Regions from separate parts of the Homo sapiens genome. Here region 2 is linked to region 1. The links are chromatin loops, found by intact Hi-C in ENCODE. Cell type or tissue: K562. All regions are shown on one strand. Each heading gives the region's core, and the rest is flanking DNA. Links, peaks and the distances in the headings are about the cores only.

Region 1 (5,303 bases), core at 151-5,150:
CCCTGCTCCTCAGCAGGGCGGCTAAGGCTGTTTCCCACCCCTGTCCCCGCTCTCTCCCTCACTCCCCACCCACCAGCCACACTGTCTTCCTCCTGGTCTCCAGACACAGCCAGCTACTTCCCACCTCCCAGCCTTTGCCTTGACATTCAGCCCCTTCAGCCTCAAAGTCACCTCTTCAGAGAGGCCTGCCTGGATGCCCATCGCCTGGATGCCCATCGGAGCTGCTCATTCAGCCCCAGCCACTCCCTATTCCACGGCCCTGTCGTTTCCCTCCCGAGCTCAGCACAGTCTGAGGTTACCCAAATTACCTGTTTGCCATGCTGTCACTCCCTCAAGATGGGAAGCTACCTGAGGGGAGGAGCAGTGTGCATAACGTTCTAGCTGCTGGGGATACAGTGCTTCATAGGTGTTTCATCAAGTGATGAGCGGGTGAATGAAGGTGTGAATGAAAGGGCAGGCTGGCTCCAAGCCAGACGGGAGAGGTGAGAAGGATCAGGGTCCCTGCTCCCAAAGTCTCCTGCCCCTACCTTGGTAGGGCCTCAGCACCTCTTCTGCTCAGGAAAGGGAGCAGGTGGGGCTGACATTCATGGAACAGAATCTATAATCAGGGCCCTTTTCTCTAAACAACTTCATGAAGCAGCTACAAGGAAGCAGAGAGAACCAGGCTTCACCCCTCTGAGCCCGGTTTCTTCGTCCATTTAATGGGGATAATCCCAGGTCCCAACCTCTAGGACGGCTGTGTGGATAGATGAGACTGTATCTCAAAACCGTGAGATGCTGCTGCTGCTGCTAAAACGAATCCCATGTCTTATAGAGGAAGAAGCTGGAGAGATTGTGGGAGTTGCCTGGAGTCCCAGAGTCAGAAAGCAGGGAAGCTAGACCCAAATCCAGGCTCGCCTGACTCAGGAGCCAGTGCTTTTTTTCCTCGGTGCTGGACCCACTCCAGCCGGGAGTGGGAGGTGGGATACAGGAAGCCTTTCTCCGTTTGCACCTCAGTGGTGTTCATTTATGTTCCTGGGTGCAGACTGACTTTGCCTCGCCTTTCCTCCAGGTTTGGCACAGAGACATTAGGAAGCTGGGAGGGCTGGCCAGGGAGGACGGTGCTGCGCCCACCCCACTCATCCCCGAGGCAAGGGAGCTGGGGAGGAGGCAGCTGCCCAAGCCTGGGACAGGTAAACTGAGGCATGCTGAGAGACAATCTGTCAGGACCCTCCTTTGGGTGGTCTGAGGTGGGGGGACTGGCAGGCCGGGGTCTCCGGGAGGTCCCAAAAGGAAGAGTTGGTTCGCATAGCAGAAGAGGAAGAATTGGCCTCCAGCCAGCACCTTCCCCACCCTAGCCAAAGGCACAGAGCCAGCAGGAGAGAGCAGAACTCAGAAGGCCATGGGGCTCTAAGGACACACGCAGGGCCCACTCAGTCCCACTCAGGCCAGCTTGTGAGGTTGGAAGGTTGTCACTGAAGGCCAAGAGGCTTACAGGTAAGGCTGCCCTAGCAGAGACCCTGCCCAGCAAGCGGCTGATGAGGGATCGTGCTGCAGGCAGCAAAGGTAGCTTCCCTTTGCAGCCAGTGCACATTAAGAATTATTCCTCCTGTGAGCAAACAATTTGTTACAATATCCACTGCGCACTTTTCCCGGCTGGGTGCCCTCCCATACATCCTGAATTAATCCCTGAAGTCACTCCATTCATTTAGGACATGCCTGAGTGTGCCTCTCCTTTTATTAGGGAAATTTTTCATTGTTTTGAGGAGCTCATAGGTTTTAATTTGGAGCTGAGATTTTAAAGCCTCTCTCGGTGGCTCAGAGGCATGAGTAGTCTTACACCTGGGAAGGTCCCCTGGGTTCTTAGACCTGGTAGGGCTTGGCTGGGGCCACCAGACCCCAGGGAGAAGGGATCATGGCACATGCCCTCCAGGGAGCCAGGTACTGCAGACCCCAGCGCTGTGTGGCATTGGATCACTCCCTTGACCTCTCTGAGCCTCCCTAAGAGAGGCAAAGCCAAGGAAGACTGCATACTTGGGTATAGCTCTTCCAAGCCTGCCCAGGGAAGTCCGGGGTCATCACCTCTAAAATCCACAGCCCTGGGGAGTAGCATGGGGCCACTGAAAAAGCATGATGTGTGGAGTTCGATTTGAAACACGGCCAGGGCAGGCCAGTCATTTGCCTCTCCCAGTTTCCAGCTCCTTAGAATGAGTCTAAGAGCCGGCGCCCTCTCCAGGCTGTCATGCAAATTACACAAACCCAAGTTGGGAGTGAGTCTGACTCAGGGCCTGGCACACAGTGGGTGCTCCACCAAGGGTGAGCCTCCCAGCCCTCTCAGCCCACTGCAGACCCCTCCCACATCTCCCTCTCTTGGCCCTCAAGCAGCCAGAGCCCCTAGTTCACACATTTTGGCTGAAGGCGGCCCGCAGGCTGATCTCCACAGGTGGGGTCCTGCCAGTTTGGGCAGCAGCCACCAGCCTCTTCCCAGGCCTTACACAGGCCCTTGCACTTCCCAACTGAGGCCCTGGAGCGTGGGCAGTCCTGTCCACAGACCCTATGCTAAATCCTGCCCCTCCCTGCAACCCCCAGGTAAGGCTGTGTCCCAGGACCGTGGCTGCATGTTTGCTGTCCCCCTGCCCTTAGTCAGGAGACAGTGGTCCCACCCCCAACTCCTGGTCCTCTACCCCGACCAGGGCTCCAGGGCTGGGACCTCTCAGGGCTCTGACCCCCAGCCCCCAGCAGCTCTCAGACAGCTCATGCCCTGTCCTGGGCTTGCTCCTCCTGCCTGATCTTTGTTCACACTATTCCCAACCACACGTGCTCTCTGTCACTCTCTCCCACCCCCAGCTTCCCCAAATCCTCCCGAGCTCTAAGGACCAGACACCTCCAGGAAGCCCTCCCTGACTTCCCCAGCTTTTATCTCCTTCCCTTTCCTGAGGCTCACAGCATTTCTCCTTGATCCCTCTAACTTCATGTTGCTATCCAGAGGCAAGGACCATGTCACCTACTCATGATGTGGCGGCCAACCCCAGGCAAATCCCACTGTGTACCTAGGGAGGACAGGCTCATTCAGTGAGGCGGGGGAAGGGCACAGAGAACTCCCACTGAGGGAGTACAACGCCTCCGTGAGGTAGGTATCATTATGTCCATTGTGCATATGGGAGAAACTGAGACTAGGAGAAATGAATCACTTGCAAGAAGCAAGCAGGGCTGAGACAGGAACCAGCACCACCAAACAGTGCCGTTAAGACACAGCCCACAAATCCAGGTTCCACATGCAAGACCCACCAGCCCTGGGCCCAGCAGGTTCACCTGTGCCATCCCAACTGATCCTCACCACCCCTCAGGGAGGTTAGTATGCCACTTGGGAGGAAAAAGAGGTCCAGAGAGCCTGAGTCACTTGCTCAAGGCCACCCAGTAAGTGGCAGGGCTGGGACTTGAATCCAAATTATTTCAGCTCCCACTTGGTCAGGGCAGCCAATCAGGACACCTCACCTCATCCCGCCCACCACCCCTGGGATCTGCAGGACCCATTCTCCCCTCCCTGGTGGCCCAGACTGCTGGATGGTCCCCAACCCCAGGCCTCTGGGGAGTGCCTGCGTGGCTATTTGACCTTTCAGAGGGGCCGGGCTCCTACAGTTCTGGATATTTACACAGACGGCCTCGGCTGCAATGGCGCCTGGAAAGTAGGCCATGCAGAGGAGGGAGGGGATGGCAGGTATGGGCTACAAACACTCCCGCCGCCCTCCATGCCGCCTGGACAGAGGAGCCACCCGTGGCACCATCTCCTCGAATGACCTTGGCAACTACTGGGGCAGCCTGTACTGGGGCAGAGTCAAAGCCTGGGCTGGCCACTGAGGGGAGGGGCTTGGCCAATGTCTCCAGTTCTTCTTTGCTTAGTGACCTGGAGGGCCCTGGAGGACAGAGGATGACAAGTCCTTTCAGCAAGAACCCCTCTCTGCATAAAGGGTCACCTCACTTCACAAAGCCTCTGCTTCCTCTTCTATAAGAAGGGTGGTGGTAGCTGCCTCTCAGCTGCTGTGAAGATGGGAAGCACCCAGCCAGGCCTGGCACTTTCAGGGCACTCTGCACACTGGTCAGCCCCGCAGGACCTGAGGCTGAGCCTCTCGTGGGACACCCGCAGACACTCAGCTCCAACTGGGACAGACCCAAGAGTCTCCCAGGAAACCAGCTGGATCACACTGGGTGGGGGTGCCTGGCTGAAAGGCAGGTAGACACACCCAACAAACAGCAACAAAACCACCCCTGTGAGAGCACAGCATAGCAGGTGTGGCATGGGCACCAGGGAGCTGGGATCTCAGAAGCCAAAAGGACGCCGCCCCCATCCAGAGCGCACGGTCGGGCCTGCGTCCACTGCCGCATACCATCCTTAGCAAATCCCAATTCGCCTCTCCCACCTGCCCCCTCCTCTACCCTGGCTTGAGGCGAAGAGCCAGAGGAGCCTGGCAGGGTGCTCCCAGGATAGCTGAGTGTTAGGAAGTGGTCAGGCACTGATAAAACCGAGAGCCAAGCAGGACAAGAAACACAGCTGCAGGGAGCCTCCGGGAAGTGTGCAGAGGCTAAGCACAGGGTGTGGGCCAGAAGGACACAGGGGTCCCGGTGGAGGGTTCCCACGCATGCGGCTCAGGCTGGGGACTGGAGGGGGCTTCAGGGCTGTGGGGGGTGGGGGTGGGAACAGTCCCCTCCTCTTTGCCCTCCCCATGCCAACCTCCCTGCCAACCGCTGAGCGGAAAAGCGTTCCACTCCTTTGCCACCCCATCCCACACGAGGCCGGTGTGCCCATCTTCAGCGTCCCCACCTCCTTGCTGGCAGTTTAGGCTCCACTCCAACCCCAGCTCAGCCTTTTTATTATTCAGAAGAGCCTCTTGATTGAAAAGGCCTCTAAGGCATCTCACAAATAAGAATCCTTTAATTGGGAAGTTGTTAACTTCTCAAAGAGGAATTTTAATTTTGCTTCCTCACCATCTCCTCTCCCCAGAACCTGCAGACTAAATGCAAAGGCTAACAAAGCCAAGCACCAGGCAACAGCTGCCAACCTCCCGAGACGTGGAGCTGTCCAGGGGCAGAGACAGGAGAGGCAGCCTCGTGCCACCGCATAGAACCCCGGAGCCACACAGACCCCTGGAGCCCCACCAACTGTGAGAAGGCTCCTGCCTCTCCCCGTGGGCATGCCTGCTCCATACCCCTCCTTACCACCCCAACCCACAGCGAGACACCTGGAGTGGAGGACGGCAGGTAGCTCAAAGATGAAGGCGATGATAGCCCCGCCCTGCCCTGCCTGGGCCACCATGTTTGTCGGGTTC
Region 2 (5,303 bases), core at 80-5,079, 76 kb before region 1:
GCCCAATGATGGGCACCTGAGGCCTGTGGCCACAGACCCTACTCACCATGACTCTTGAAGCACAAATGATCCCAACCATTCTGCAGATGAGAAAACAGCTCAGAATGGCCACATGGCTTGCCCAAGGTGGCACCGCCAGCAAGAGATGGAGCTTAAAATCAGGTCAGAACTGGGGCACCAGGGATTTTAGCCAGACATCAAGAAAATCCCCTAAACAGGTCAGGGAAAAACCCTGGTCCCAGGAAGGGCTACGGTTCCCCAGAGGCTGCTGGGCAAAAGGACTGGACAAGTGGCTGAGGGCAGGAGGCTGAACCTATTGGCCTCCAGAGTCCCACCCAGCTGTGACGTTCTGCAACCACTGGGCAAGCTCCAGCAGCCTCCAGGAGGGCAGACTCAGGAAGAGGCTGGGCAGCCCTTGAGAACCCCTGGGGAAGGCTCTGACCATCAGGGTTTGCCAGGATGCCAGGCAGGAGCACAGGCACCAATCCAAGGTGGTTCTATTCTCTGTGGGAGGTCTTGACCTTCTAGGGCCACCAACAGAGACATGGGTGACCACGGGTCCCAGAAGAAAAGGGGCTGGAAAGGATGAGATGAGAGAAAGAAAGAGCTCTCTCCTATGGCCAAACCAGCCAGCGGGGAACCCTGTCCCACAGTTTTGACAGGCACCAGGCACCAGCTTGCCCAGAATTTCTGTCTTGCACAAGGTAATTACAGTTCTTCCTGTGTAATGAGATGGTTTTTAAAGGACATTCAAAAGAAATTTCCTATAATGAGGTGAATGGGTTTATAGTGTTAGACATCAAGGAAGCTGGTAATTGTTGGGACCCAGGCTGAGTCCTGGAGTGAAGCGACGAGTTTCCACATATAAAAGGCAAGAAGAGCAGGAGGGTGGATGGCAAGCCCTGGGAAGGAGGACAGACACTTTACCAGAAAAGTTTCTGTGACACCAGCAGCCCAGTGTGCCCTGAAGAGCAGAGTGGGGAATCGGGAGGCTGGAACCCTGTTGGGGCAGAGGAAACTGATGGAGCTGGGGCTGGTCAGGAGCAAGGGAAAACCCACAGGGGTGAAGCCACAGGGTGGAAGTCTGGGCCCAGAAGGAAAACGAAGGTACTAGGTTGAATAGTGTCCCCCCAAATTCATGTCCATCTGGAACCTCAGAATGTGACCTTATTTGGAAATAGGGTCTTTGCAGAGGTAATTAGTTACAAGGAGGTCATACTGGAATAGGGTGGGTCCTGATCCAACGACTGATGTTCTTATACAAGAAGTCAACTTGGCCGGGCGCGGTGGCTCATGCCTGTAATCCCAGCACTTTGGGACTTTGGGAGGCCAAGGCAGGCAGATCACCTGAGGTCAAGAGTTCGAGACCAGCCTGGCCAACATGGTGAAACCGTCTCCAATACAAAAATTAGCCAGATGTGGTGGTGGGCACCTGTAATCCCAGCTACTCGGGAGATTACTGGGTTCAAGGCAGAAGAATTGCTTGAACCCAGGAGGCGGAGGTTGCAGTGAGCAGAGATCGTACCACTGCACTCCACCCTGGGTGACAGAGCGAGACTGTCTCAACAAAAACAACAAAGAGGTCAACTTGGACGTAGACACACTCAGGGGAGGAGGCCACATGAAGATGGAGGCAGAGGCTGGAGTGATGCATCTTCAAGCCAAGGAATGCCAGCAACACCAGGAGCCAGAAGAGGCCAGGAATATCCTCTCCTAGAGCCCTGAGAGAGAGCACGGCCCTGCACCTTGATCTCAGACTTCCAGTCTCCAGAGCTGTGAGAGAGTAATTTCTATTGTTTTAAACCACCAGGTTTATAGTAATTTGTTACGGGAGCTCTAAAAAACTAATACAATAATTGTTCTAACAACTGCAACTATCTGGCCATGGAAAATGGCCTTAAAATGGGGTGAGCCTCCCATCTCCAGAGGTGTGCGAGCAAAGCTGGAGCATCCCCAGTGCCCCCAGTACTCTGGACAGCTCCCAAGGCAGGTTCAGTTAGTCTTCCATTTGACCTCACTGTATGCAGGGAGCCATACAGACAGGGTCATCATTCCCGTCCCACCGATTTGGAAACTGAGGCCAAGAACCTGCTCAAGAGCACAAAGTGGCCAGTCAGGGACAGCGGCAGGCCTGGAATCCCAGCATCCTGACCGCCAGTTTGGGGCTGGTTCAGGCTCACTGCCCTGGGTCTTCCTTTTGTGCCTTCTCTGTCTCTAGATTCAACTGTGGTTCAACGTCCTGGAAGGCAGAGAAAAACCCAGCCTTCCTGCACCCGGCTGTTCCAGACTGAAAGTGGCATCACTGCTGAAAGGTCTTTCCCAACTCTCTCCTGAAGCTTTCCAGTGGCGCTGCAGGCCCACTGCTTTGATGTGCCTGTCCTGATGGAGCCACAAGCTTCTCAGACATGACTTGGCTTATGGAGAAGCTACACTAGCTGGCAGTCCCTTGATGAGCACCTACGGTGTACAAGGCCCTGGTACAGTGAAGGGCAGGGGTAAACACAGGGAAGGTGGGAGCCAACATATCAGGGACTGAGTCCGTGCATATCAGACCACCCAGTGAGACCCCACACGGTGTCCCCAGACCTAGTTTGGCTTCTGACTGGGCATCCCAGACCCTCCTCAGGAGGATGGAAAGAGATGGCAAAAGGGTGGGTCTGAGAAGGGCACAGGGGAGTTGGAGCAGAGAAGAGGAGTCCCCGTGGAGGAGGAAGGGAGAAGAGAGGGTGGCCGAGGGAAGCTGCAGCTCCTATGGCTTCTCCTGCTCCTTCCAGGCCTCTGGAACCCCAGGGGGGCAGGGGCTGCCGTGGGCTGTCCCTCACCCCCACCAACACCCGGCACTCAGCTCCACCCTTCACGTGTCTGCCTGCATTGCTGGAGAACTTCATGGAGGCCCCTCAGCTCCGACACCAAATGAAGCAGGAGCATGGCCAAGCTTGCCAGCCCAGGCGGCCCAGCTCTAAATGCTGGTTAATTGGCGCTGAGCGGCAGAGGGACGTGAGGAATGGGCTTTGAAGTCACCTGGTGGGACTTGTCCAGCAGGAACAATGGGCCACCCAGCTGGTAGAGAGTCTCGGCTCCTAATTAAGAACCGCTTTGAACATAGAGACATCAGATTAATGAGGTTTACAGAGCTCAGTTTCACGGTGTGGCAGGCTGCCTCTGTTCTCTGATCGCAGTTTGATGCCAAAACCTTGTTCTCTAAATCAAAGGTTCTCCAGAAACTCCGTTTTCTGACATGCCTTGGATTTCTGCTGGGCGTCTCTGCCAGGGAGCTAAAAGCCTTCACCTCCATTCCTTCACTTTGCCGCGGTGCTGGCTTTTGTTTCGCTGAAGAAGACTTCACAGAGCTGGAACACCTCACACAGCCCACCTGCGAGGGAGGACGGGGCGGCTGGGGTAGCCCCATTTAGCAGAGCATGCTTGCTCAAGGTCACACAGCAAGCTGGCCAACCGTGCCGGGCCGCCAGGCCCCCAGATTGCAGGGCCTCTCTGCTCTTGGCAGCTTTGATGGTGCCAGGCCATGGAGGATCCACTGGCCAATTTCCCGCTGTTGGCATCTGTTCACAGGCCTCAGGGGCCTCTGGTTCACCATTCTTGGGAGAAGATTGAGACGTCTGCAGGAGGCAGCCCGCACGGCCTTGCTTTCTGCCTCTTCTGTTCCAGTGGGGCACCTTCTTCCCCAGCCCCCTCTCTGAGCCTTTGCTCACCCAGAGCCCTCCCTTCTTCCCCTCCAGAATGTCCCCTCTCTGATCCATTTCATTAAACTCGCACCTCCCTTCAAAACCCAGCTCAACCCTTGCTCCTCCTTTGCCACCACAGTCCCTGGATCTTTCTCTTCTTCCCCAAGAATTTCAGCCCCAAATCCCTGTTTCCTTGAACAATTGCTTCTTGCCCTATGTTCCACTGTTTAACATTACTATATTTGCTTATTATTTTGTCCTGTCTCCCCTATGAGACTGTGGCTTAAAGAGAGGCATGGTGCCTGTGTCACCTCTGTGTCCCCGACATTGAAGACTGGCCGATAACGAAGATTCCATCCTCCTTTGACACTCTGGGGGCCACAGGGAGAGAAGACACCTTCCTGCCCTGTTTCCCCAACTTCCAAGTAGGCCTGAGGCCTGCATCCTGCTTCCTTCATGAGGCTGCTGAATGAGTGTTGGTAAAGATGGCAGCCCTGGGGCAAAGACAGGGAGGCTGAGGAACACTGAGGCTTGGACAAGTCAATTCCTCTCTCTAAGCCTCAGGTTCCCTATCTGTAAACAGGGTTAGCCCGAGGATTCACAGGATGCGTGCATTAAAACTCAATCCTCACATCCACCTTGGGAGTATGTACTGTCATTCTGCTCTATTTCACAAATGAAGAAAGGCCCAGAAAAGTTGGAGGAGGCAGTACTGAAACCTAGGCAACAGGCGGCTCTGGAATCCAGCCTCCACCACACCACTGACTTTCAAGCAGACCCTCTGAACGCTTCAGCGGAGCTTGTTCCTTCTGAAACGTGCTTACCCTCTCTAGGCCTCTGTTCTCTCCTCTGAGGGGGGGGCACACAGCGACATTCTGCAGATGATTTCTGCTCGGCCAGGGCAGGCTGATGTGCTCCCTGCTCCTCGGGGCTCTTCTAGACCTCAGGTCCAGATTCCTCCCATCTACAGTGGTTCTGTCCCTGTGGGACCTAAGAGGTGGCTGTGCCTCCCTCTGCCTTCGAACTTCCTGGCCACTTCCCCTCACCCACAGAGGGCTCCTGTCTGTCCTGCCCTGCACCTCAACCCTTGCATCCTTCTAGGTGACTTCCCCATGCTGGGGGTGCCCCTACTGCCTGCTTCCAGTCACCTTCAGCTGCCATTCCCTGCAGCCTCTATCCCAGGCCACACCCTGGCCCTGTCACCACCATGGCTCCTGGTCAAACCTCCCAGCTGGCCCTCCAGCTCCTCTCCTTACAATCCTCACTGCACCGAGACCTTCGCACCTCACCTTCCATCACTGCCCTTCCGCCCTCACTGCCCTTGGTGAGCTTGAGTTCCATGGTCCATCAGCATAATGGATGCTCAAATATCTTGCCCCCCTCCCCCTAAGCAGTACTTTCATAAAACCCCAACCTGGATGAATCCAACCAACATCTTGGCACTTATAGCTGGGAGGCCAAATACAGCTAGAGAAATGACCCCACCGTGGAGGCTGTGCCCTCTGTGAGCTTGAATCCCAAACCTGCAGCAATTCCAGCACTGCCCAGCAGTCCCAGCTCCAGCCACCGGCCACCTCACCTCCCCACTCTCCAACCTGGCAGTGGCCCCACCTCCACTCT

The links. Peaks named below come from ENCODE experiments on the same cell type or tissue, not always from the same donor. Only the 100,000 strongest peaks of a DNase experiment are listed, where the experiment ranks them.
Region 2: it touches region 1 in a loop (6-fold over the local background); 4 of 110 quality-filtered maps call a loop at or near these places.

Annotation. Positions count from the first base shown.
Region 1 is chr15:77,782,911-77,788,213 of GRCh38, forward strand. LOC141374963 (a long non-coding RNA gene) reads left to right here and starts at 4,226. Exons shown (of 2, transcript NR_199613.1): 1 at 4,226-4,337; 2 at 4,979-5,303. It also overlaps a transcript of LINGO1 not described here. RefSeq lists enhancers at 1,348-1,931, 2,007-2,508. In K562, for the core only: CTCF peaks have their summits at 2,211 (motif pointing left) and 3,102; a DNase peak (open chromatin) is centred at 2,191; H3K27me3 peaks cover 2,473 bases.
Region 2 is chr15:77,707,348-77,712,650 of GRCh38, forward strand. It overlaps a transcript of LINGO1 not described here. Among named protein-coding and RNA genes, the nearest start is that of LINGO1-AS2, 50 kb to the left of the region's middle. RefSeq lists an enhancer at 4,437-4,975. In K562, for the core only: a CTCF peak has its summit at 2,328; no DNase peak of the experiment used is centred there; H3K27me3 peaks cover 2,989 bases.